Linked DNA regions of Homo sapiens: all the other regions are linked to region 2. A link is an interaction called in ENCODE POLR2A ChIA-PET data of the cell type or tissue named here. Cell type or tissue: MCF 10A. All regions are shown on one strand.

Region 1 (8,000 bases), 330 kb before region 2:
CGCTCTGTTGCCCAGGCTGGAGTGCAGTAGCGCAATCTCAGTTCATTGTAACCTCTGCCTCCTGAGTTCAAGTGATTCTCCTGCCTCAGCCTCCGGAGTAGTTGGGATTACAGGCGCATGCCACCACCCAGCAAATTTTTGTATTTTTAGTAGAGATGGGTTTTCGCCATGTTGGACAGGCTGGTCTCGAACTCCTGACCTCAGGTGATCCCTCATCTTGGCCTCCCAAAGTGCTGGGATTACAGGCATGAGCCACCGTGCCCGGCCTGTTTGCTTGCTTGCTTTCTTTTCTTTTCTTTCTTTTCTTTTCTTTTCTTTCTTTTCTTTTCTTTTCTTTCTTTTCTTTCTTTCTTTCTTTTTTCTTTCTTTCTTTCTTTCTTTCTTTCTTTCTTTCTTTCTTTCTTTCTTTCTTCCTTCCTTCCCTCCCTCCTTTCTTTCTTCTTTCTTTTCTTTCTTTTTTTCTTTCTTTTCTTTCTTCTTTCTTCCTCTCTTTCTCTCTCTGTTTCTCTCTCTCTCTCTTTCTCTCTCTGTCTTTTCTTTTCTTTTCCTTTTCTTTCTAGACAGAGTTTCACTCTGTCACCCAGGCTGTAGTGCAGTGGCATAATCTCGGCTCACTGCAACCTCTGCCTCCCAGATTAAAGCAATTCTTGTGTGTCAGCCTCCCGAGTAGCTGGGATTATAGGCCTGCACCACCATGCCTGGTCAATTTCTGTATTTTTTGTAGAGATGGGGTTTCTCTATGTTGGCCAGGCTGGTCTCAAACTCCTGGCCTCAAGGGATCTACCAGCCTTGGCCTCCCAAAGTGCTGGGATAACAGGCGTGAGCCACTGCGCCCAGTCTTCTTGTTTCTATTGTTACAAGACTCATTTTGAAGGGTAAGGACTTTGCTTAAGATCTGTTTTGTTTTTCCCTTTCTGTTGTATTTATTTATTTTGTGACAGAATCTTGCTCTGTCACCCAGGTAGGAGTGCAGTGGCATGGATCTCAGCTCACTGAAACCTCTGCCACCTGGGTTGAAGCGATCCTCCCACCTCTGCCTCCCAAGTAGCTGGGGTTACAGGCACACACCACCACGCCCACTAATTTTTGTATTTTTCTGTTGAGACAGGGATCTCGCCATGTTGCCCAGGCTGATCTCGAACTTCTGAGCTCAAATGATCCTCCTGCCTGGGTCTCCTTAAGTGCTGGAATTACAGGCGTGAGCAACCTTGCTCAGCCTCAGTGGTATTCTTGCTTTCAGCACCACAGATACATTCATTCATTCATTTACTCTCTTAATTTACTAAGTACCTCAAATGTGCCAGAAATGGTTCTAGGCACTGGGGACACAGTGACCAAGACACATCTAATCTCTGCCTCTAGGAAATTATATTCTAATGGAAGGAGCTAAAAAATGAGTGAGCAAATGCAGTAACTGGTAAGTCTATAAGTCCTGCAGAGGGAAATAGGCAGAGAAAGTGTTGACCGGCTGGGCGTGTGTGTAGCCAGGAGAGTGAGGTTGCTATTTTAAGTAGGTGGTCAGGAAAGGCCTCGCTGATAACCTGTGTCTCACCAAGAGCTGAAGGATGTGAGGGAGTTGTGTGATGTCTGGGGTGAAACAGTTCCAGGCGGAAGAAACCCCAAAGGCACAGGCATTTACGTGGGAACATGTGAGGGGGGCCGGTTTTCAGAGCTCAGTAAGTGCTTAGGAGAGGCGTAGGGGACGCAGTTGGTGTGGGATGCTTGTGTGTTGCGAGGTAGATTATCAAAGGCCTTGTAGGCCTCGAAAGGGCTTGGTCATTTACTCTGAAGGAGGTGGGAAGCCTCTGGGGGATTTTGGATAGAGGAATGCCATGACTGACCTGTTATAAAAAGACCACTCTGGCTGCTGTGTTGAGAGAAAAACTGCAAGAGGTGATGGAAAGATTGGTTAGGAGGCTGTTAATAATCCGGGTGAGAGATGAGAAGGCTTAGATCAGCGTGGCTGGGATGGAGGTGTGAGAAGTGTTGGATTCCGATCTATACTTTTTTTTTTTTTTTTTTTTTGGGACAGAGTCTCGCTCTGTCGCCCAGGCTGGAGTGCAGTGGCTTGATCTTGGCTCACTGCAACCTCCGCCTCCTGAGTTCAAGCAATTCTCCTGCCTCAGCTCCCCAAGTAGCTGGGATTACAGGCACCCATCATCACACCCGGCTAATTTTTTGCATTTTTACTAGAGACAGGGTTTTGCCATGTTGGCCAGGCTAGTCTCGAACTCTTGACCTCAGGTGATCCGCCCACCTCGGCCTCCCAAAGTGCTGGGATTACAGGCATGAGCCACTGAGCCTGGCCTGATCTATTACTAAAGTAGAGAAAAAAAGATTTGCTGATAGATTGGATGTGGGCATGAGAGGAAAAAAAAGTGGAGGGAAGTTGGGTGTGCTGTCCCATTAAGTGGGGGACCCAAGAGAGCCATTCTCCTGACAAAATGAGTTTCTGCTGGCGAGCCCAGGGGACAGCAGTATGGTGCCCAGGAATAAGACAGGACCCACCTTTCTTACTACAGACTTCTTTCTAGGGAGCTAAGACAGGGTGGGTCCCCAGCTCTACAACTATTCTATCTATCTGTCTGTCTATCTATCATCTATCTATCTATCTATCTATCTATCTATCTATCTATCTATCTATCTATCTATCTAATCTATCATTTATATCTATTATCTATCTATCTATCTATCTATCTATCTATCTATCTATCATCTCATAAGTTAATTTTTGAGTATGTAATCCATTCACACCCAACAGGTATGGAAAAGAAGGGTATTTTTTCCTATGATTAGCTCTTTGATATACTTACTATTTTTATAATTCTTTCTTTCAAATTTATTTCTGCTTTTATTTGCTGTTTATTCTGCCTGCTTTTTCCTATGATTAGCTCTGTTATATACTTATTAGTTTTATAATTCTTTCTTTCAAATTTATTTCTGCTTTTATTTACTGTTTCTTCTGCCTGCTTTTTCCTGATTTAGATGCTTTATTTATTTCAATTCTTCTTGTATGCATTTAAGGCTACACATTTCCCTCGTAGCACTGCTTTGGATGTCCTTTGTGCATATCATATGGCTTCATTAGCTCTTTAGAATCATTCACAAAGCCTCTTCTCAAGGCATGAGCCTGTCACCAGGCTAAATCAGGACAGATTTAAGTCATGAACCAGGGTCAATGCTCATCTTGTTCCTCAGCCCTTACCTAGGGAGTTACCTGTGTGCTTCTCCTTCTGCCCTCAGGGAGAATTCTCTCTCAGGGACCTCATTGTCCTGTTAAGCCCATCAGATATATTTAAATGATTTTGAATAGCAAGGGGAAAAGATCTCTTTCTCTGCAAGAGTCTTCCTGTTCCTATGTAAATTCCTGGGGCAAATAGGTGAGTGGGCAGAAGAATTCTGTCCAACTCCACTCACAGCACTCATAGTCCAAATCCCAGTAGGTTGGGGTAGTGGCTGTTGAAGAACCCCACCTCACCCCTAGAGCTGCTGCCCATGTATCCTCTTGCACCTACATTATTTCATTTAAGCTTCATGATGATTTTGCAAGGTAGTAATTTCAATCCCCATTTTCACAGACAGATACAGGTGCTTAAGAAGATAAAACAACTTACATGTGTTTACACAGCAAGTGCCAGAAATGGGATTCAAACTCAGGCCTGCTTTCAAATATGGACCTCTTCCACTCTACCAGGATGCCGTCCCAAATTTTTTTTTTTTTTTTTGGTTTTGAGACGGAGTTTCACTCTTGTTGCCCAGGCTGGAGTGGTTTGATCTTGGCTCAGTGCAACCTCTGCCTCTCGGTTTCAAGCGATTCTCCTGCCTTAGCCTCCTGAGTAGCTGGGACTACAGGTGTGCATCACCACCCCTGGCTAATTTTTGTATTTTTAATAGAGACGGGGTTTCACCATGTTGACCAGGCTGGTATTGAACTCCTGACCTCAGGAGATCTGCCTGCCTTGGCCTCCCAAAGTGCTGGGATTACAGGCGTGAGCCACCGCACCCAGCCAACCTTCCCAAAAGTTTTAATACTCATGCTTCAGTTATGCAATTGTGTCAGGAAGTGATGCATCCTTTCTAAATTATGTTTTGAGATAATCAAAGCTTAGCCTTTTAAGCACCAACATTTTGTAAACTTTTGTAGACAAAAATATTCGTAGAATGTGTTACATATTTTTCACTTTCTTAAACAGAGCATGCTGGACAGATTTTAAACTTTGCTTGATGATTCATGTCATGTTTAAGAGCATCAATTATTATGTAATGCCATATTATAGGGAGTTTAAGTATCTTGCCCAAGGCTAGACAGCTGTTAAATGGGGAAACTGTTCAAATGCAGGCAGTCTGGCTACAGAGCCCATGTTCTTAGCAACTATGCTATCATGCCTCACCAAGTGCTCAAAAGAATTAGAGATCGCTGTGGGCTGGAGATGAGTCGTCCCAATAGTATTGGTTGCTCTGGCAAAGAGCAGGGAGGCAGAATCTGAAGCCATCCAGCAAACTTAGCAGGGGTGGAGATCAGGGTCCACTTTGCTGACATTTCAGAATAGAGAAATGCCATGTCATAGCAAAAGTCCAGGAAGAACCAGATCAGAGATAGAGGGGTGAAACAAAAAGTGGATATTGGCCAAGTGTGACTCATGCCTCTAATCCCAGTGCTTTGGGAGGCTGAACTGGGAGGATTGCTTGAAGCCAGGAGTTCGAGACCAGCCTGGGCAACATGATGAGACCCTGTCTCTATAAACAATTTTTACAAAGAAAATATTAGCCAGGCATGCTGGCATGCACCTGTTGTCCCAACTACTCAGGATCCTGAGGCAGGAGGATCGCTTGAGCCCAGGAGTTTGAGGCTGTAGGAAGCCATGATTGTGCCACTGCACTCCAACCTGTGTGACAGAGTGAGACCCTGTCTCTAAAACAAAACAAAACAAAACAAACAGACAAACAAACAAAACCCAAAACATGACTATCAAGGAATCTATGCATAAGAACCTGAGATGAAAATCACATGTTAGAGTTTCTTGTGGGAGGAGGAGTGCTGATAAATGGCACCTGTTTTTCCTGCTCAAGTTCTGAAAAACCTGACAGGTCCAGAGTAGCAGATGGGCCACAGTTCTCCTTTATTTTTGTTCAAGGTTAAATTGGAAGCCATAGCTCACTGCAAGAACCAAATGGACCTGTGAAGTAATTCCAAAATTCAACATACTTACCCCACACTCATGTAGGCACTGGACCAGGTAAAACTTACAGCATGGAGAAACAGAGGACTCTTGGTGCTTGCAGTTAAGTTCACTTCCAAGAGGGAAAAGGGTGTAGCTGATCCAAGAATGCCTATGACCATAAGAAGTACATTGCCCGATGTGCAGCAAGTCAGTATACCAACACTGAGGGTTGCAGCAGAGAAAGAGGTTTAATCGTAAGGCCGCTGAACAAGGAGACAGGAGGAAACCTCAAATCCACCTCCCCAAGGAGTTTGGGGCTAGGAATATACATAAATGCAAGTATAGGACTTGCATTTATATATATTTCTATATTCCTATATTTGCATATATGTATAATATATATATTATATATATAAAAATGGAAGTTAGGACTCTCTCTCTCTCTCTCCGTAGGTCTTGCCTTCCTCCCACCTCAGTCTCCCGAGTAGCTGGGACTACAGGTGTGTACCACCATGTCTGGCTAATTTTTTATTTTTTGTAGAGATAGGGGTCTCACTATGCTGGCGTGGCTGGGGGGCCAGGGATTTTAATGGGTTTAGAGTGGATTGAGCTGTAGGGATTTTTCATGGGTTGAAGAGTGCAGGGTGAAGTCATAGGATGGGGTGATGAAGAAGCTATTTTCATGCGGACTCGGTTCCTCTGTGGGGTCTTCAAACTGGTTTGTGTCAGCCGTTTCACTAGAATGCAGGGTCTGAAAAGCATCTTAAGTAATTCTTAAACAAAAGCTTTATGATTCTATCATCAGAGATCCTATCTACAGGAACAGTGGGGATGCAAAAGGTCTGTATCTGGTGCTATGTGACTTTCAGTTACATGGAAGTGGGCAAAGTGCAGCCTGATGAATGCTTAATTGTAACCTTATTTCTGTCCAGAACCTGCCATGGAATTCTTGTTAACCCTGTGATGATGGTTTCATGCCCAGTATATTCTTCTCAGAAAAGTGTTTCTACCTCCTCTTAGACAGAGTGAATAAGAGACGGTGAGAGGCCAGATGTTATATTAATGTCTTGATGGTCATCCTTTTCATGGAGGAAGCACCAGAAGTTCCCCTTGTGGAGTTCTAATTAGAGAAAAGGAGTTGGGCTGGTGGGACCAAAGGAATGCAAAAAGAAGCAGATAAGCTACAAATCTGCCCTTCTTCATGATCCAAGACACATAACCCTCCTGCACAAGTAACTTACAATCTTCCTGCACTCAGCTATCACCAGACCCTCAGCTGATAGAAAAATGCAAGTTAGCTCGCTGCAACCTTGGCAATATCAGTACTGCATAAAGCCCTCTTCAGCACAAGCACAAACACTATTGTTTAAAATCCCCAGCAAGCCTTTGTCTCCTGACAGTCAGCTCCTTTTTGCTGGCCTGCCTGTTGCTCCCCTGCAACGTATTTTTCTACTTCCTCTAATAAATCTGCCTTTCTTTACCTACAACTGTCTTGGTAAATGCTTTCATCACTGGCACCACTGGTCTAGATAGTCACCACTCATCCATGACACCCCTTACCTTATAGTGAATAGATTTTAGCTGTGTATCCTGTAACTTTTCAACCATACCATGGTTCGCTAGAATTGATAACACTTTTCAACCCTATCCCGATAGTAGTTGTCAGGAAATGCTAGTGAAAGAGTTTGGAATTAAACTAGCATTCTAGCCGAGCATGGTGGCTCACATCTGTAGTCCCAGCTAATAGGAAGGCTGAGGCAGGAGGATCAATTAAATCCAGGAATTCAAGGATGCAGTGAGCTATGATTGTGCCACTGAACTCCAGCATGGGTGACAGAGCAAGATGCCATCCCTAACAAAAAACAAAAGCAAAAGAAAAAACTGAGAGTCCAAAGATGTGTTTGATTTAAATAAGTAGAAAGAGCAAGATCATTATTCTAGACAGAAGGAAACAATTTGAGCCAAGAAATATTCATTCTGTATTTAGGGGACAAATACATGAGCTGACTAATTTGAAGAGTTTCTAAAAAGCTAAGTTTGAGCAAGCCATGCCTGGCGAAGAAGTTGAAGGTTTCCAGCGATCACATGTGGAATCAGATGGTCTGACTACTGAGCTTTCTATCTTTGAAAAAACCCTGTGGATGTATAAATGTTCTACAATTTTATGCCAGTCATTTGCCTGTTTGCTATCAGATTCATTCTCTACCCTTCCCTTGCTCTGGTCTGTATTGTAGGAAAATCATTTTCCAGAATTTCCATAATTGCCTTCTGGCTGGGTTTGGCCAATGGGAGGCACTGGCATGAGATTGGAGGGTAAGTGGTAGGAAGAGATCAAGGCACATTTTGTCCTCTCTTTCTGGCATCTCCAATAGTAATCATGTCTCTTCTAGGTTCCTGATCCCAGAAGATGTCCCTGCGGTGGTTCCACCTTCCACCAGCTTCTGCCAGATCCTGGACTCCAGGAACACTGCCCCCTTCAGGCCAACTTTTTGGACTTCCTCACTGTCTTCTGAGCCCCCAGGTCTTCCAACACTTTTGCAGCCACTTCCCTGTATTAAATGCCCTCTGTTTGAAATATCTAGAATAATTTTCATTTTCATGGTTGGACTGATTCACCACTTTCCCTCCCACTCAAATTCAGTAAGATCTACTATCTTATGACAGATATCTACCCACTCATTGCTTCCCGATGCAGACATAAACTTGGATCCCAGGCCGTGGAAGAGCAGGTCAAGGTTTGCTCCTTAGAATTGTTGCTTTGGTGACATGTGGAGAAGGATGGTGGTTGCTGAGACTAGAGGAGACTTGTTGAGAGACAATTGCAATGATTCAAGAGGG
Region 2 (8,000 bases):
CTGCTTCCAAAAAACAAAAACAAAAACAAAAACAAAAAACCCCCGAAATACTAGAATGTTAAGGGGACCTAGAAAACTTTGATTATTGACATCACTCAACTTCATCCTTGAAGAATGAGAAAGAGCTCAGCCTCCCTGAAAGGAAGTGACTGTTTAGATAAGGATGAGCAAAACAGAGGTACTGTTAGCAAGAAAGAAATGGGGCAATGCATATTGGAGAGGGACCCTAGAGCATAGGTCTCAATGGCAAAGTCAGTAATAATTAAAATGAATCATCAAAAAAAAGGTGCAAGTGCCCTGCCTTGGATTTTCCGTAACTCAACACCTCTGGATTCAGATCTGATTTCAACTGGAATCCATGTCATGGTGTGGTCTCCCCCACATTGACTCATAACTATAAGCTGAGTTTTGGTGAAGTGAATCTAATTTTCCCTTTGATTTATTTTATGATAAGCTTTCCCCACATTTTCCTGTAGTCTGAATTTAAAACAGTTTGTAAGAGTGTGATTAAGCAATGGATCAAGTCCACAAAATATTGGGCGATATAACACTTCATCCTTCTGGAAGTGCTTTGTAACTGCAGACACTTTTCCTGACTCACTATCTGTCCTCCTTGGGTCGCCACTGTTGTTCAAACTCTGCAAATCTTTGAACTGTCTGACTCCATACTTATCATTTCTGCCCCTGCACTCTCATTCTCTTCTTTTGTCTGAGAGTGGAGAATGTCTGAGAGATTGCATCACAGTCACGTTAACCCTTGGTACTGCACAGCCTAACAGGATAAGAAAGGTTCAGTCTGGATAGGAACTAGAGCAATCAGACATCTATTCATATCTCAACGTCCTTTTGTCTGAAGGATTTTGGTTTTAGAAAATTAATTTGTGCTCTAATGTATCAACTTGGCAAGTTAGAAATCTGTAAACCAAGGTAAACAATATTTTTTGCTCTATAAAATCGTACACGTAGACACCACAGAGTGCAACTTGAAGAGTTAAAAAGTAAAACCCAGTGAGCAGCAAGCAAACTGCCTTTGCTCCCATTTGCCTTAGGGGAGAAAACTTTTCATGGTAGGGATTGCAAAACAACCAACTAAATAACTTTTACATGATTAATGGGGTGAAGGTTAGACTAAAATGTGATGTCTTCCCTCCAAAAATTAGGAAGATTTTAAAAACTCTTTCCTTTATTTAGTACAAGGAAGGCTGCAGTTTTCATTTTATTATTATTTATTTATTTACTTATTTATTTATTTTTGAGATGGAGTTTTGCTCTTGTTGCCCAGGCTGGAGTGCCAATGGCGCGATCTCTGCTCACTGCAACCTCTGCCTCCCGGGTTCAAGCGATTCTCCTGCCTCAGCCTCCTGAGTAGCTGGGATTACAGGCACGTGCCACCATGCCCAGCTAAAGTTTTTAGAAGGAAGAGTGTATTTGCTTTAGAAGAAAATGAATCTAGCCTGGCACAGTGGCTCACACCTGTAATCCCAGCAGTTTGGGAGGCCAAGGCAGGGCGATCGCTTGAGCCCAGGAGTTTGATACCAGCCTGGGCAACATGGTGAGACCCCATCTTTATAAAAAAACGCAGAAATTAGCCGGGCTTGGGGTCACACATGCCTGTAGTCCCAGCTACTTGGGAGGCTGAGGTGGGAGGATCACTTGAGCCCAGGGAGGTTGAGGCTGCAGTGAGCCATGACTGCACCACTGCACTCCAGCCTGGGATATAGAGTGAGACCTTGTCTCTAAATGAAATGAAATGAAATGAAATGAAATGAAATGAAATAAAATAAAATAAAATAAAATAAAATAAGGGAATCTCCAGAATTTCAGTATTTTAGCAGCAAATATCAGGAGTATTAGCCAAATCAATGAAAACTAGGATAAATAACATATGTTTAAATTTTAAGACAAAGTTTTGATTATGGGAATTAAGAAGTCTGTGCTACTAACATATCCTCTGTGATTATAGGAAGGCACATTAAGGTACAAACTCATATCAAAGGAGGAAATAGACAAGTATGGAACAGACATAAAGACAGTTACATAGATGAAGGAAATATTGGGATGTTGATGTAGGAAAAGAACATGGTCCAGGCCTTCTTGATGTATTTTGCAAAGGTTCATAACAAGCATGCTATGCCTTTCTATCATTTGTGGTTACTTAATAAATGGTACATAGTTCATTCTATACATGGTTCAGTTCTTCTAAACTAATTTTTTGTTCTTTATTTAAAAACAAAATTGTAAGTTTGAAAAAAAAAAAGTACAAGTCTTCCAGGGGTGCAGAAATGGGTTGAGGCAAATGATTTTTGTAGCTGAGAATCTGGACCCTCAAGTTGGCAAACAAGCTAGTTGACATCAGATTGGGTGTATACAGGGCCTGCTCTTGTTTGTTTCTGTTCCAAGGTTACACAGATGCACTTATAAACTGACCAAGTAGTGCAGAGGGAGGAGGCCCCCTTTTAAAGATCCTTTTAAAGAAACTGCTTCTATATTGATCCAATTTTTTTAAAAGTGAAGAAAGCGATTATACCTTGGCTGGGTGCAGTGGTTCACACCTGTAATCCCTATGCTTTGGGAGGCTGAAGCAGGAGGATCGCTTGAGTCCAGGAGTTCATTCAAGACCAGCTGGGGCAACATAACGAGACTTCATCTCTATAAATTTTTTTGAAAAAATATAAACAGGTGTGGTGACATGCTTCTGTAGTTCTAGTTATTCAGGAGGCTGAGGCAGGAGGATTACTTGAGCCCAGGAGTTTGAGGTTACAGTGAACTATGATTGTGCCATTGCACTCCAGCCTAGGTGGCAGAGCGATGGCCTGTCTCTAAAGAAAGAAAGAAGAAAACTGTTATACCTGTTTTTTTTTCTTGGGATCCTATGTTTGAATTCATTGCCAACATTTTCTTACCAGGTAGATATAAAGCTTTTACAAGGTTATTCATGGCTATTTGAATACATCCTTTATTTGTTTCTCTATTCCCCTGTCCATCTTCTTCAGTTACACACCCTTCTGATCTCTCTTCTGTCTTGAACCCATGAACCCATGATCCTTTGATGTCTCTCCTTGATCCATGTCCCCACTCCAGATTCCAGAAGCTCATGCTGCCCTTTCACTGATAAAATGTTCCTTTTCAATCTCAACACTGCCATTACCATCCAGACAAAATGAGAATCAAATTTGTAGGAATACAGATATGTAAAGCAGAGATTCTTGGGGAGTTAAAGGGACTTTAAAGACAAATGGCAAATGGGGCGATAACATTTCCAAGCAAAAGGTATTCTTATTATATGAAAAGTTAACACAAATTAGCAAGGATAAGATCGACAACTCAAGGAACAAGTGGGGAAAATCTCTGCCAAAAAGCAGAAAAATTCAATAAGTGTATAGTTAATACTTTCAAGCTCATTTTCAGTCAATGGAATGCAAATGAAAGAGTGACAGCATTTTTTACATATCAGAATGTCAAAGGCTGAAAAGGATTATAATTACTCATGCTGGCAAGAGTGTGATGAAATGAGCATGTCGGGGGCGGCTGTTGGGAGCCTACATGTGTACAAACTTAGCCTGGGGCATTATCAAAGCCTTCAACATGTTTCTGGTCTTTGAAGTAAGAACACTTCCAGGATTTTATCCTAAGGAAATAATTAGGGAAGCATGCAAAAACTTTTCTGTGCCGGGATGTTCTGTGCAATGTTATTTGTAATACTTGAAAAAATGGAATCATTAGCTGCACAATATTAGAAATCTAGTTAAATAATTTATTTTTATAAGAGAATCTAGTTATATAATTTATTTTATATAAAATCACATTGTCAGAGACTTCTTGATTTATGGGGCAGGATCACATTATATTAAGTGAAAATTGATGTGTTTTGTGACAGCGTGAGGTGCGAAAGGCAGAAATGGGTTTTAGAGTCAGATGACAGGTGTTTGAATTCCAACCTTTTCACTGATCGGCAAATTAACTTGGAAAAATTACTTAACCTTTCTGAATCTCAGTTTCCTCATCTGTAAAATGGGGATAATATGTTAACAGGCCTGTTGTAAGGTTTAATTAAGAGATTGTATGTAAAGTGCTTTGCCAAGGACCTAACATGTAGAAAACATTCAATAAATCAACAATGCTATTTAAGTCACCCAAATGTCACTGAGACTCATTAGGCTATCTGTAATATGTAAATGACTCTCATTAACATCAGTATCAATAAATTTATGTCCTTGCCCACCACTTGCTCACACAGGACCTCTGATGCAACTTGTAAAGTACACTCTCCTCTGAATATTTCAGGGAGGCCCCCAAGTACACCTAAATTAGTTTCTTATTTTCACCAATCAGCTTCTGCTACATTGTTTCTTGCAGATTTCAGCCATTATCACTCATTCATCTCTGTGTGTGAAATACCTATGATTAAGCAGCTCTGTGTTACCCAAATATACATTGATGCATCCTGGCCCATTTTCATGGATTTATACCTAGCTGAGGGGAAGAGAAAACAAATATTTACAAATGAATATATATATATATATATATATTGTATTGAGTGGGCTAGGCTCAGTTGTCTGGCGAGCCTAGGATTTCTGCTCCTATTTAAGTTGGGCTATTACAAAGCTGATGGGAGGGTCTGTGGCTGTTGGAGGAGCCTGTCACTGTGGGCTTCACTGTGGGAGGGTCTGCCTGAACAATAGCTGTATCTGTAAGTCTTTTCTTTTGGTCTGGTCAGATTCTGTTCTTCTATTTGGATGGCAAGTCTGGGCCTTAAAGCTGAATGTGTGAAGAAAGCTGTGGGTTTTTAACATTGAGAAGGGTTCCCCAGGTCTCAGCTGAATTTTTTTTTTTTTTTTTTTTTTTGAGACAGTCTCACTCTGTCTCCTAGGCTGGATACAGTGGCACAATTATGGCTCTCTGCAGCCTCAACCTCCCGGGTTCAGGTGATCCTCCCACCTCACAGCCTCCCGAGTAGCTGGGACCACAGGCAAGCACTGCCATGCCTGGCTAATTTTTGTATTTTTTTGTAGAGGTGGGGTCTTCGCTATGTTACCCAGGCTGGTCTTGAACTCCTGGGCTCAAGCCATCCTCCGGCCTTGGCCTCCCACAGTGTGTGAGCCATTGCCCCCTGTCCCCCAGGTCTCAAGTGATTTGATGTCCCTTCAACTTTCACTCCATGCAGAGAATAAACCTGCAGTGTTCCGCAGGATAGGAAAAAGACGGTTACTTAGCTGTATGTGATGAAAGAGGGAATCTGCTTTTGTGTCTTAACCACTTTTAACCAATTCTTATTTCAGTCTCTCCTTCACCCCCACTCCCAGAGGTACGTGGTGCTATCATTATCAGAGCCATTGTGGGGGCGTCTTCGGTGCAAATGTGGTTATCTTCATCTTTCTCAGCAGGAGCTGAGGGTTCAGCATTCTTTGGTCTTCGGAATCAATCTCCAGTCATTCTTTAACTTTTCCACATGCAAAGTTCAGTTGCTATCATCTCCTTTCCCAACCTTGTGACCCTTTAGAAAATTCCCTTCTGTCAGGCTAGGGGTGTTTTAGGAAGGAACAGAGTTAAATGTATATTTTTAATTCACTATCTTTAACCTGAAGTTTAGATCTTAAAGATTTTTGAAAAGTTGGTTGGCAGAGGTGGCTGGTGAGTTTCCAATGAGGGGGATTTTTGTTTGTTCCATTGCATATTTAACTGGAGAGGATATTCCAGAGCCTTCGATATGCCGACTCTGCCTGGTATGTTGTGATGGGACAGAGGAAAGAAAGTGTCTCTTCCCCTTCTGAATTAGGCATGTTTACAGCAATTTAGTGGGACATGTCTTTTGAGTTTTACTTACAGCTGTCACCATTGACAAAGGATTTCAGAGGAGTTGCTGGGGGATGGGGACTGAGAGAAAATTCAGGTGATAGAGATCATGATTCTGGCTCATTCTATCCGGCTACTTTTTTCCTTAGGATTTTCCAAGACTTGTATTCCTAGTTTCCCAGATTCAGTGGGTCATACTTGAATCCCCAGGATGGACACAATTTAGGCTGGGGCTGGGATTTCTGCTGCATTTATTTATTGAAAAGGAGACTTTCAGATTATTTAACTAACTCCTCCATTTTACATAAAAGCAATCTGGGGTCCAGAAAGTTTCAATGACTTAACTAAGGTCGCAACTTTGAGCAAGCAGCAGGATCTCATGACTGGAGCTACAATCAAGGAATTATAACACACATTGAAATTCCTTAAGAAAATGGTATTAAGGAAACAAGGGACATTATCTCACTACATAAGATAGGAAAGACAGGAGGAAATTTGCTTAGCCAAACCTAACTTTATAAAGGTAATACCCTGAAACGTGACCTTTGTATCCTCTCCTGTTCCTTACAACCAACAATGAAATCTTAAGACAAAATGACTCACATTTGCCAAAGGCTGAGAATTTCAGTCCCCCAATAATACTGGAAAAATGGGGGGTTAAAAAGCATCATAGTCGCTCTGGGTGCAGTGGCTGACGCCTGTAATCCCAGCACTTTGGGAGGCTGAGGTGGGCGGATCACCTGAGGTCAGGAGTTCAAGACCAGACCAGCCTGACAAAAATGGAGAAACCCCATCTCTACTAAAAGTACAAAAATTTAGCCGGGCATGGTGGCACATGCTTGTAATCCCAGCTACTCAGGAGGCTGAGGCAGGAGAATCGCTTGAACCTGGGAGGCAGAGGTTGCGGTGAGCTGAGATTGCCCCATTGCACTCCAGCCTGGGCAACAAGAGCGAAATTCCACCTCAATTAAAAAAAAAAAAGCATCATAGTTGCTTAAGCATCATAGATGCCCAAAAAGCTTCAGAGTCGAGGGTATTTAGGACTCTTCAAATCTAGTTCCCTTTGAGCTCTTCCCATCTCCTCATTCTTTCTGATCATCCATCCATGGTTATCCATTTATAGTAGCTATCCTTTATTTGCATTTCTCTGTTCATTTTCTTCCAGCAATAGCTCTCACTTTTACTGTGGAGTTCACCTCTGCTTCCTTTCAGCCCAGGCTGCCTGGGTGAGCTTGTAGTTCAGGTGCTCCTGGCCTCAGAGGTTATTTAAGAGCTGGGCATTTACTATTCCAGAGGACTCCTTGGGACTTCCACTGGGAAAGGTAGGGCCAAGAAATGAAAAGAGAGAAACTTCATGCTGCTGACTTTATTTATGCTGCTGACTTTATTTGAGCTCTGGAGCAAGCCAAATTGGAAGCCAGAATACTTGTGAATGATAATGTAACATAGATGTATTACTCGGTTTTCATGCTGCTAATAAAGACATACCCAAGACTGCGCAATTTACAAAAGAAAGAGGTTTAATGGACTCACAGTTCCACATGGCTGGGAAGGCTTCACAATCATGGCAGAAGGCAAAAGCTACGTCTCACGTGGCGGCAGGCAAGAGAAGAGAATGAGAGCCAAACGAAAAAGATTTTGCCTTATAAAACCAAGAGATCTCATGAGACTTATTCACTACCACAAAACAGTATGGGGAAACAACCCCCCTTGATTCAATTGTCTACCACTGAGTCCCTCCCACAACATGAGGGAATTATAGGAGCTACAATTCAAGATGAGATTTGGGTGGGGACACATCCAAACCATATCCATGGATTAATAAATATAACCTCTGTTTTCTTTCTTGATCCAGTGTCAACAGGGCAGAGTGGTTTGTGTCACTTGCAAGGAAATTCTAACTGTTAAATTATTAGCACAAACACGCATGCATACACACTAATGTCTTGATAATATATTACTTCTAAGGGACAATTTAGGCTGTTTGCAAATGAAGAGAGAGATTTTCCTAAATGCATAATGTCCCCAAGCCTCTGCCTGCAATGGGAACAGAGCTTTACATCATGAGACAAAATGCTGACTCCCTACTTGGTTCATCTTCCAGCTTCTGAATGTGTCCCCAGTAGCTACAAATGTGTAGGGAATGTGGCCTTTTGGTGCAGTTTTCAAGCAGAACCATCTGCTCCACCAATGGCCACCTCATGGCA
Region 3 (8,000 bases), 220 kb before region 2:
GAGTGAACATCATTCTTTTTTCTTTAACTCACAACTTTACAAGGTATTTGGAGAAATATAAGGGAGAGATAGTTTCTGTTTCTCACCTCTTTAAGCAATGTCCTCTTGTATACCAAATAATATCTTCCTGTGGTTAATGATATGAGAAACAGAATGCCTCTCCAGAAACCTTTTCACATCCCAGATTCAGAGTTCCTGAGGCCAGAATCTGATCTGACATATTTTACTACTTAGGTAAATCCTTAATCTCAAGAGTGATGAGAGTGAAGTCTTTTTATGTTTGTTTTTTAGAGATGGGCCTCTTTCTGTCGCCCAGGCTGGAGTGCAATGGTGTGATCATAGCTCACTGCAGCCTCAACCTCCTGAGCTCAAATAGTCCTCCTGCCTCAGCTTCCTGAGTTGCGACTACAGCCATGAACCACTGCATCCAGTTCAGGTTTTTTGTTTGTTTGTTGTTTTCCTTAAAAAACACTAGTGATTCTATTTTGATTCTGACAACTTTCATAAGGTCCAGGGACAAAATAAATGTGTTATCTCTTGGGAGGAGATGGATTTATAAGCCCATGGGCACCATTCAGAGGCCATATGCCCTGGAAGCACTGAGGAATGTGCTCAAAGCAAACCCTTGGGTCATCCTTGACTCTTCTTTTGCTCTCACATCCACATCCAATCTATGAGGAAATTAACTTAGCTCAGGTAGTTTAAAAATCCATCTGAATGTTGCGGCCAGGCATGGTGGCTCATGCCTGGAGTCCCAACTACTCAGGAGGTTGAGGCGGGAGGATTGCTTGAGCGCAGGAGCTCGAGGCTGCAGTGAGCTATGATCATGCCACTGCACTCCAGCCTGGGCAACAGAGCAAGGCTCAGGCTGGTCTTGAACTCCTGGCCTTTAGTGATCCTCTTGCCTTGTCCTCCCAAAGTGTTGGGATTACAGGCACGGGCCACTGAGCCCTGCCTAAAACGTTCAATGTCAGTGACTTGGAAGAATGTTCTGGTGGACGGGAAAGCCCCGGATGGAGAGAGGATTCAGGCATTTGAGAGGTCAGAGAGAAGCAAGGTATCCAAGGACAATGGAATTGGCTGCTTGTTGCTCAATTGAATTGAGGCTCTACATTAGGATAATGAAAAGCTGTAGGCAGTTAGGGAGCAATTGAAAGCCACTTGTGAAGGCCTGAGGGCCTCCAGGAATGGGGCCCATATTCACTCCATTCAGTGTAGAAAAAGCAGAAGACCAAACTATGGATTTAATAGGCTTGCCTAGCTTCAAAGATGATTATCATTACACAAAGATCAGAGCACTGGTTGGGAAAACATGGAGCTCTTGTGCACGGGATGGGGACATTTGGGTGGATGCCTCCAAATATTTTGAGCTCTCAAACTCTTCTAAGCCCTCAGAGCCTGCAGAGGTGGCTCATCCTTCCCTGTTATGATCTGAAACTACCCATATGGGCCAACACCACAGAGTTCTGTCCCCACGGGCCAAGGAGGGCTTCTCAGGATCCTCAACTTCTTGCCTGGTTGCCAGACCAATCACTAGAGGTAAGTCGCAACATCACCAAGCCAAGAATATTATGGCAACACTGATGAGCTAGAAAGAGACTGTACCTCCCTCAAACTGTGAAAAATTCACCCCCATGTACTAGAAGGAAGGAACTGGATTTTGAAGGCGCTTGATCAAGGAGGCAGGATAAAGGAGAATACAGGAATGTGAGGGCATTTTCTCAGGATATGGGACTTAATGCTTGGCAAAGACCCTAGAGGATGGTGCAGACTTGCTGCTTGGGTGGTTCAACAAGCCTGGAGATAGGTCCATGCTGAGCGGAGCTGAAACAGATTTTTAAAGGCTCAGGGAAGTGAACATGCTGGTATATTATGGCGATCAGAAGACCCATCAGAGGATTATTATGCCCAGGGAGGTCTGGAGAACACAGCATTCACCAAGCCATTGGGAAATTAGCTGAAGGCTTTCCTCTGCAGACCACAACTGGTGGTGTGAAAGGCTGTTGTGGAGTTGAATCCACAGAGAGTAGTGATGATGGGGTGAAACAGATGGGAATCTTGTGAGGATACTTCTCAATACATCTAATCAAAAGATAGCCAACACAGGCCAGGCGCAGTGGCTCCCACCTGTAATCCCAGCACTTTGGGAGGCCGAGGTGGGTGGATCACTTGAGGTCAGGAATTCAAGACTAGCCTGGCCAACATGGTGAAACCCTGTCTCTACTAAAAATACAAAAATCAGCTGGATGCGATGGTGTGCACCTGTGGTCCCAGCTACTTGGAGGCTGAGGCAGGAGAATCACTTGAACCCAGAAGGTAGAGGTTGCAGTGAGCTGAAGTTGTGCCACTTCACTCCAGCCTGGGAAACAGAGTGAGACCTTGTATTAAAAAAAAAAAAAATCCAACAAGGATGCCCAGGAGGCTGAGGGTGTTTGCTCTATCAAACATTTGCAATTCCTTGTCTAGTACCTGGAACCTGAGGCAGTTTTCAGACCTGGAATCCCCCAATAGAAAGGGTGGCCATGTTCCCAGGATGAAGGACCCAGCAACACCACACCAAGTCTATGGGTATAATTCCTTTTGTCCTTCCCCAAAAGACATTTATTCAAGTGACTCTACTCTGGGGAAAAACTCCCAGATGTTTTGAAGATTACTGGATGCCCTGCAGGGATGGATGGAGGTAGGCATTGAGGTGTGCAATGATTCAGATCTTCACTGGAGAAAGGACTTACCTGGCAGCTTCAAGGAGTGTAGCCAGCCGACAGCTTCCAGCTGCAGCACCTGGAGGATCTGCTTCAGCTTTTCAACCAAGACCACACTTTTTCTGGGCAGCTCCCAGCCAATACCGGCACCATGGTGGTACCAAGGCCGTGTCTGTCCAACACAGGAATCCTCTTTGCTCCAGAGCTTCCCATCATGTTGGTCAAATCCGTGTCTGACCCACCAAAATCTGAGGCTCTCTCTTGTCTATCTTGTTTTCTACCCTTTTTCCTTTTGTAAGTGTCAAATCTGCATCGTGATCTGAAGGCTTTCCATGCTTGGGCAATCTTGATATTTCCTCTTACGCTTTTTACAAATATTACCCCCCACCCCAAATCTCTTGCACTTCTAAATCAACCTCATTGTCTGCTTTCCTTAGGATGCAACTGACATGATGCTCTGGTCTGCTGGGTTGTAGTCTGTTTAGCCACAGATAAGGCAGTCGGGTGCGGTCAATGGCTTTGCAGAGGCTTGCTAACACATGGAAATGTTTATGCACATTTAAAAAGTTGATTCACAAAGTAGTACCAGATTTTCTCATTACAGTATTTTAATGCAGGGGCTCTTACAGTTAAAATATTCTGGAAGTTAAGTAGGAAAACTACATTGAAGATAAATCTAAGTTAATTACAGATGCAAAATTTTTGTTTTAAATGTAAGCATCTACCCTACCTCCTTCAACCAGAGTTAGGCTGGGGTTCTGTGAATTGCACACAGACGTTTCTTGCTTGTTATGGAATTTGCTTTTTGTATTTCGGAAGCAACTACATTCTGGGCAACAAAACCAAACTGGTCTCACATTTAGATTAAGCACCTTCTATGGCTGAGCCACTTCCTCTTGAATATTTGATAGTCACCCAAAATTAAGGACAGTGGTGGATACATTCTTCGCCTTCTGTTTCAACACTCTCTTGCCTTTCTTATTACCTAGTGCTATTTGTGGCACCGCAATCATATATGTTTACTAGGTTTAGACAACAACAACATCTTGGCTGCCACTTAAAAAAAAATATTTGAGATCCTTGACAACAGCTCAATTCCTTGGACTTAGGAAGAGGTCACACGGCTTCTCACAATGGCTGAGACAAGGGTGGGAGTGGGAAGGTCTTTCCGTTTCTTCATCCAGGCACTTAGTAAATAAAACCAGTTCCTCAAAATAGCTTTTATACAAAGAACATAATCTTTTACCTAAGATTCTTTATTTGGTTTTCCATCATCCAGTCTTTTCCTTTTTTCTCTTTTAAAGCTCGAAGCCCATGGACTTTGAGATTTGTTGCATCTTTATCCACAAATCTCCTCCCTTTAATAACCAGTCTTCTCAGAACTTAAATTCCATCAAAGCCAACACCTTCAATACACGCGGCCCATTTTTCTTCTTCGGATGCTGACTAGACCGTTTTCCAGTCATTCTCATTTTATCAATATCTCCTTCAATCTTGAGATTCCTTCTTAACCATTTCCTTCTAAAGGTCTATTCTAACTGCCTCCAAATGATTTCTTCTTCTTCGTCATTATCTTAATGCTTCCTTAGCCATGAGCTTGTTTGTACAAATGTAAAGATAAATGGTGACTGGCAGAATGCCTGTGCTTGAAAGATACAAACGGGCATATTTGCCAATTTCTTCTCTCTTATAGAACTGTGGTCAAACTACTCCGCCTTCATTACAATCACAAATGTGTGAGACTGAAGGAGAGGCCGAACATGCCTGTAATCTTGGCATTTTGGGAGGCTGAGGTGGGAGGATCCCTTGAGCCCAGGAGTTTGAGACCAGCCTGGGCAACATGGCGAAACCCTGTCTCTACAAAAAATACTGAAAATTAGCCTGGCATGGTGGTGCATGCCTGTGGTCCCAGCTACTCAGGAGGCTGAAGTGGGAGGATCACCTGAGCCCAGGAGGTGGAGGCTTCAGTGAGCCCTGATTGCATCGCTGCACCCCAGCCTGGGTGACAGTGAAACCTCGTCTCAAAAAAAAAAAAGAATAAAGGAGAATATTCAAAATCACCATCTGAAATTTGAGGATTGAGGGACTAATTTGGCTACTTTGTAATTGTTTTATTATTATTATTATTTTTTGGGATGGAGTCTCTTTCTGTCCTCCAGGCTGGAGTGCAGTGGTGCGATCTTGGTTCACTGCAACCTCCGCTTCCCGGGTTCAAACGATTCTCCTGCGTCAGCTTCCTGAGTAGCTGGGACTACAGGTGCACGACACCACACCTGGCTAATTTTTTGTATTTTTAGTAGAGACGGGGTTTCACTGTTAGCCCGGATGGTCTTGATCTCTTGACCTCGTGATCCGTCTACCTTGGCCTCCCAAAGTGCTGGGATTATAGGTGTGAGCCACCGCGCCCCACCTGTGATTTTTATATAGTTGTTTGCTGTCAGAGCTAAGGATTTTACTGGAGTTAACAAATAACTATGCTATAAGTAACAAAAATGCTGAGCCAAAGACGTGCTAATACTTTTCCTGGTATTAGCTGGTTTCCCCTTGAGTTAGAACATACCTATGAGAACACACAGAAGGAAATCTCTCAAAATGTAATTGACATCAAGCTATTTATGTGTACCTGTTTGCTTATCATCCATTGAGCCAGACATCTGACATCTTTGTTGCCTTTTTGTTTCTAGGTCTTGGTACTGTTGACATTTGATAAATGTTTATTTCTTGATTTTAATTCTTAGCTTTTGTTTCATTTAATACTTTAGTTCTTCACACCAGAATTGTCTGGAAGGCAACTGGAAGTTTAACAGAGATAAAGGAAATCGAGATCACAGTATATTCCTCATAGTTCTAACATCTGCATTTCAGGAACAGAAGACAAACGTTTTAAATGTTTTGCCAACTGCAATTAAACAAAATGATCAACTCCTTATCATGAGACAGTTCAGGGATGTATGTCTGCAATTCACACATTTCATTTCCTAGCTTGTTCTTCTTTCAATAAAGAGGTCACAATGGGAGTGACTTTTAGTCTAAGTAATAAACGGTTTACCTTTGCCTTTGTGTCTCTTGTAATAATTGTTGCATTGGGTAAGGATTAAATGTGATATGTGCGTTGTGATCTGCTTCAGAACAGGAGAGGAAATGTGTTGGTCTTCCCCAGGATCACCTCTGTGAGCCACTTAAAACTCTAGTAGACAGAGCACTGGAGAGTGTCCCCCAGAGAATTGTTTTAACTGGCGATCTGCCTGCCCACCATCTACCCCTAAATCCTAATGAGACTAAATAGTCTTTTGTTTTTATACGTGTGTAGAAGCTATTCCAAAGCTTTTTAGATTTCATTGACTAGTAAATTTCCAAAAGATATTTTTGAAGCCTTGCTTAAAGTTTTTAATATTTTTATTTTCTCAGGTAAAAATAGTTTTTTAAAAGAGATTGTCAAACAGATTTTTTTTTCCCAGAAATATTTACTGTAGCAGATATTCCTCTCTCCTCCCTTTTTGGCAAAACTTTAATTTCATGTGGGAGTTTATCCCTTTCCCATATGAGTTAAAGTTAAATCTTGACAAGTCGAAGCCTCTAAGTCAATATCCTTGACAGTGATTGGCTTAAGGGGAGGCATGAGATCCTTTTCTGGACTACTATGTACATGGGAAGATCTGTTAGGGGTTTATGCTGGTCTGTTTCCATTTGTCCCGCTCCATCCAGAACTCATCTGTCTTTTTCTGCTTTTCTCTGTGCCCCAGGAGGTTGACCTCTAAAGATTGCACTGTGAAGTCTTCCTTGTCCTCTGGCATTCCACTGGATTTGGCTAATGGAGGCATTGCTAGGAGGGCAGAGTATTCATAATTCGACCTCAGACTCCCTTCCTTCTGGCTGCGATCCAGACAGTAGCCACATTCCTCTAAGGCACAGCTCCCGTGTCGGGCAAGCTTTCTTCCTCAGCTACAGCTCTCTTTATGAAGGGTGGAAACTTCCTTTCTCCTTTCTCCTTCAGGACCAGAAGCAGGGTGGACTTCCTGCTATAATCCTTGGCACTTCACCTTTTCTCCTTGGTTCTCTTAACTTTGCTCGCTTGCAGTCTTTAAACAGCCCCTCCATTAAATTCACTTCTATTAAATTCTCTAAGAGTGCAAGCTCTTCCCTGCTCAAACCTTGACTGATATAGGGGGCTTCGAGGAATGGTTCTTGAAAAGACTCACAGAGGAGGAAGACACAGTCTCTCTTGTACTGGAGGTCATTGTGTCAGCAGGTGACCCTGGGACCTTGGAGGCAGCCATTTTGAACAATGAAGGGATCCAGATGAGAGAGACCAACATGTTGTGGCTAGCAGAGTCAAAAAATGGAAGGGGAGTGTGTCCTTGAGGCCACTGTGCCTTTGAATGAATCAATTTTGGAGGTGCCCTGAAAGGGGACAGTGTGCTCTATGATCTAGTACACATTCCTGATGCTTTATGTCACTTTGAGCAACAGTCTTGTGTTCTGTGAAGCTGAACAATTTCTCTCTCACCTTTTTGAGATGGGGTCTTGCTCTGCACCCAGGCTGGAGTGCAGTGGGGTGATCAAAGCTCACTGCAGCCTCAAACTCCTGGGCTCAAGTGATTTTCCTACCTCAACTTCCCCAGTAGTTGGGACTATAGGCATGTACTGCCACACCCAGCTAATATAAAAAAAGTTTTAGGAAGAGGGATCTCGCTATGTTGCCCAGGCTGGTCTCAAATTCATGGTCTCAAGCAGTCCTCCTGCTTCTGCCTCCCAAAATATTGGAATCGCAGGCGTGAGCAACCATGGCCATCGGAAAGTTTCCTTGAGTCTGATAAAGCAAACCCACAGGGTGCAATAACAAAACAATGGGATAGGTGTGGGGGAAATGTACTTAAATAGAGTGAACAGAGATACATCTAAAGTGACTTGAACGATGAGAAGTTCAATGAGAGATGAGCAGGTGGGAAAACAAACTATCACTACCACTTCAGAAAGAAAAGGGACATTTAAACTCCAAATATGCAGACAGAACATAAACTGAGAATAAATGGAAGGGCTGGAAAGTTAAATGGAATATTAAGGACATTACTTTTATTTTTTCTCAATGTTTGGTAAGCAATGGTGTGTGGGTGTGTATGTGTGTGTGTAGTGTCTTTTTCCATGGTTTATGGCTTAAAATAAATTTTTTGGTAGAAATTATACAAAGCACTCATTGCTGCATGCATATGTAACAGGGTGGCATTTAACCCAGTTTAGGCAATGGGGCAAAGTCAGTGAAGGTTGGTGCCAGGATCCTGTACCTGTAAGACTGAAGTG

The links. ChIA-PET counts read pairs that join two places held together with the same protein. Peaks named below come from ENCODE experiments on the same cell type or tissue, not always from the same donor. Only the 100,000 strongest peaks of a DNase experiment are listed, where the experiment ranks them.
Region 1: POLR2A ChIA-PET joins it to region 2 with 5 read pairs; 2 of 35 experiments call an interaction of 5 or more read pairs at or near these places.
Region 3: POLR2A ChIA-PET joins it to region 2 with 8 read pairs; 2 of 35 experiments call an interaction of 5 or more read pairs at or near these places.

Annotation. Positions count from the first base shown.
Region 1 is chr10:28,730,764-28,738,763 of GRCh38, forward strand. No RefSeq gene overlaps it. Among named protein-coding and RNA genes, the nearest start is that of LINC01517, 8.9 kb to the right of the region's middle. In MCF 10A, no CTCF peak of the experiment used is centred here; a DNase peak (open chromatin) is centred at 4,398.
Region 2 is chr10:29,063,837-29,071,836 of GRCh38, forward strand. The region is part of intron 2 of LOC107984174 (a long non-coding RNA gene); the gene reads left to right. Among named protein-coding and RNA genes, the nearest start is that of LYZL1, 220 kb to the right of the region's middle. In MCF 10A, no CTCF peak of the experiment used is centred here; DNase peaks (open chromatin) are centred at 675, 1,035 and 3,545.
Region 3 is chr10:28,846,828-28,854,827 of GRCh38, forward strand. It overlaps C10orf126 (chromosome 10 open reading frame 126), which reads left to right. Exons shown (of 5, transcript NR_164114.1): 2 at 292-436; 3 at 1,389-1,539. Among named protein-coding and RNA genes, the nearest start is that of C10orf126, 4.4 kb to the left of the region's middle. In MCF 10A, no CTCF peak of the experiment used is centred here; no DNase peak of the experiment used is centred here.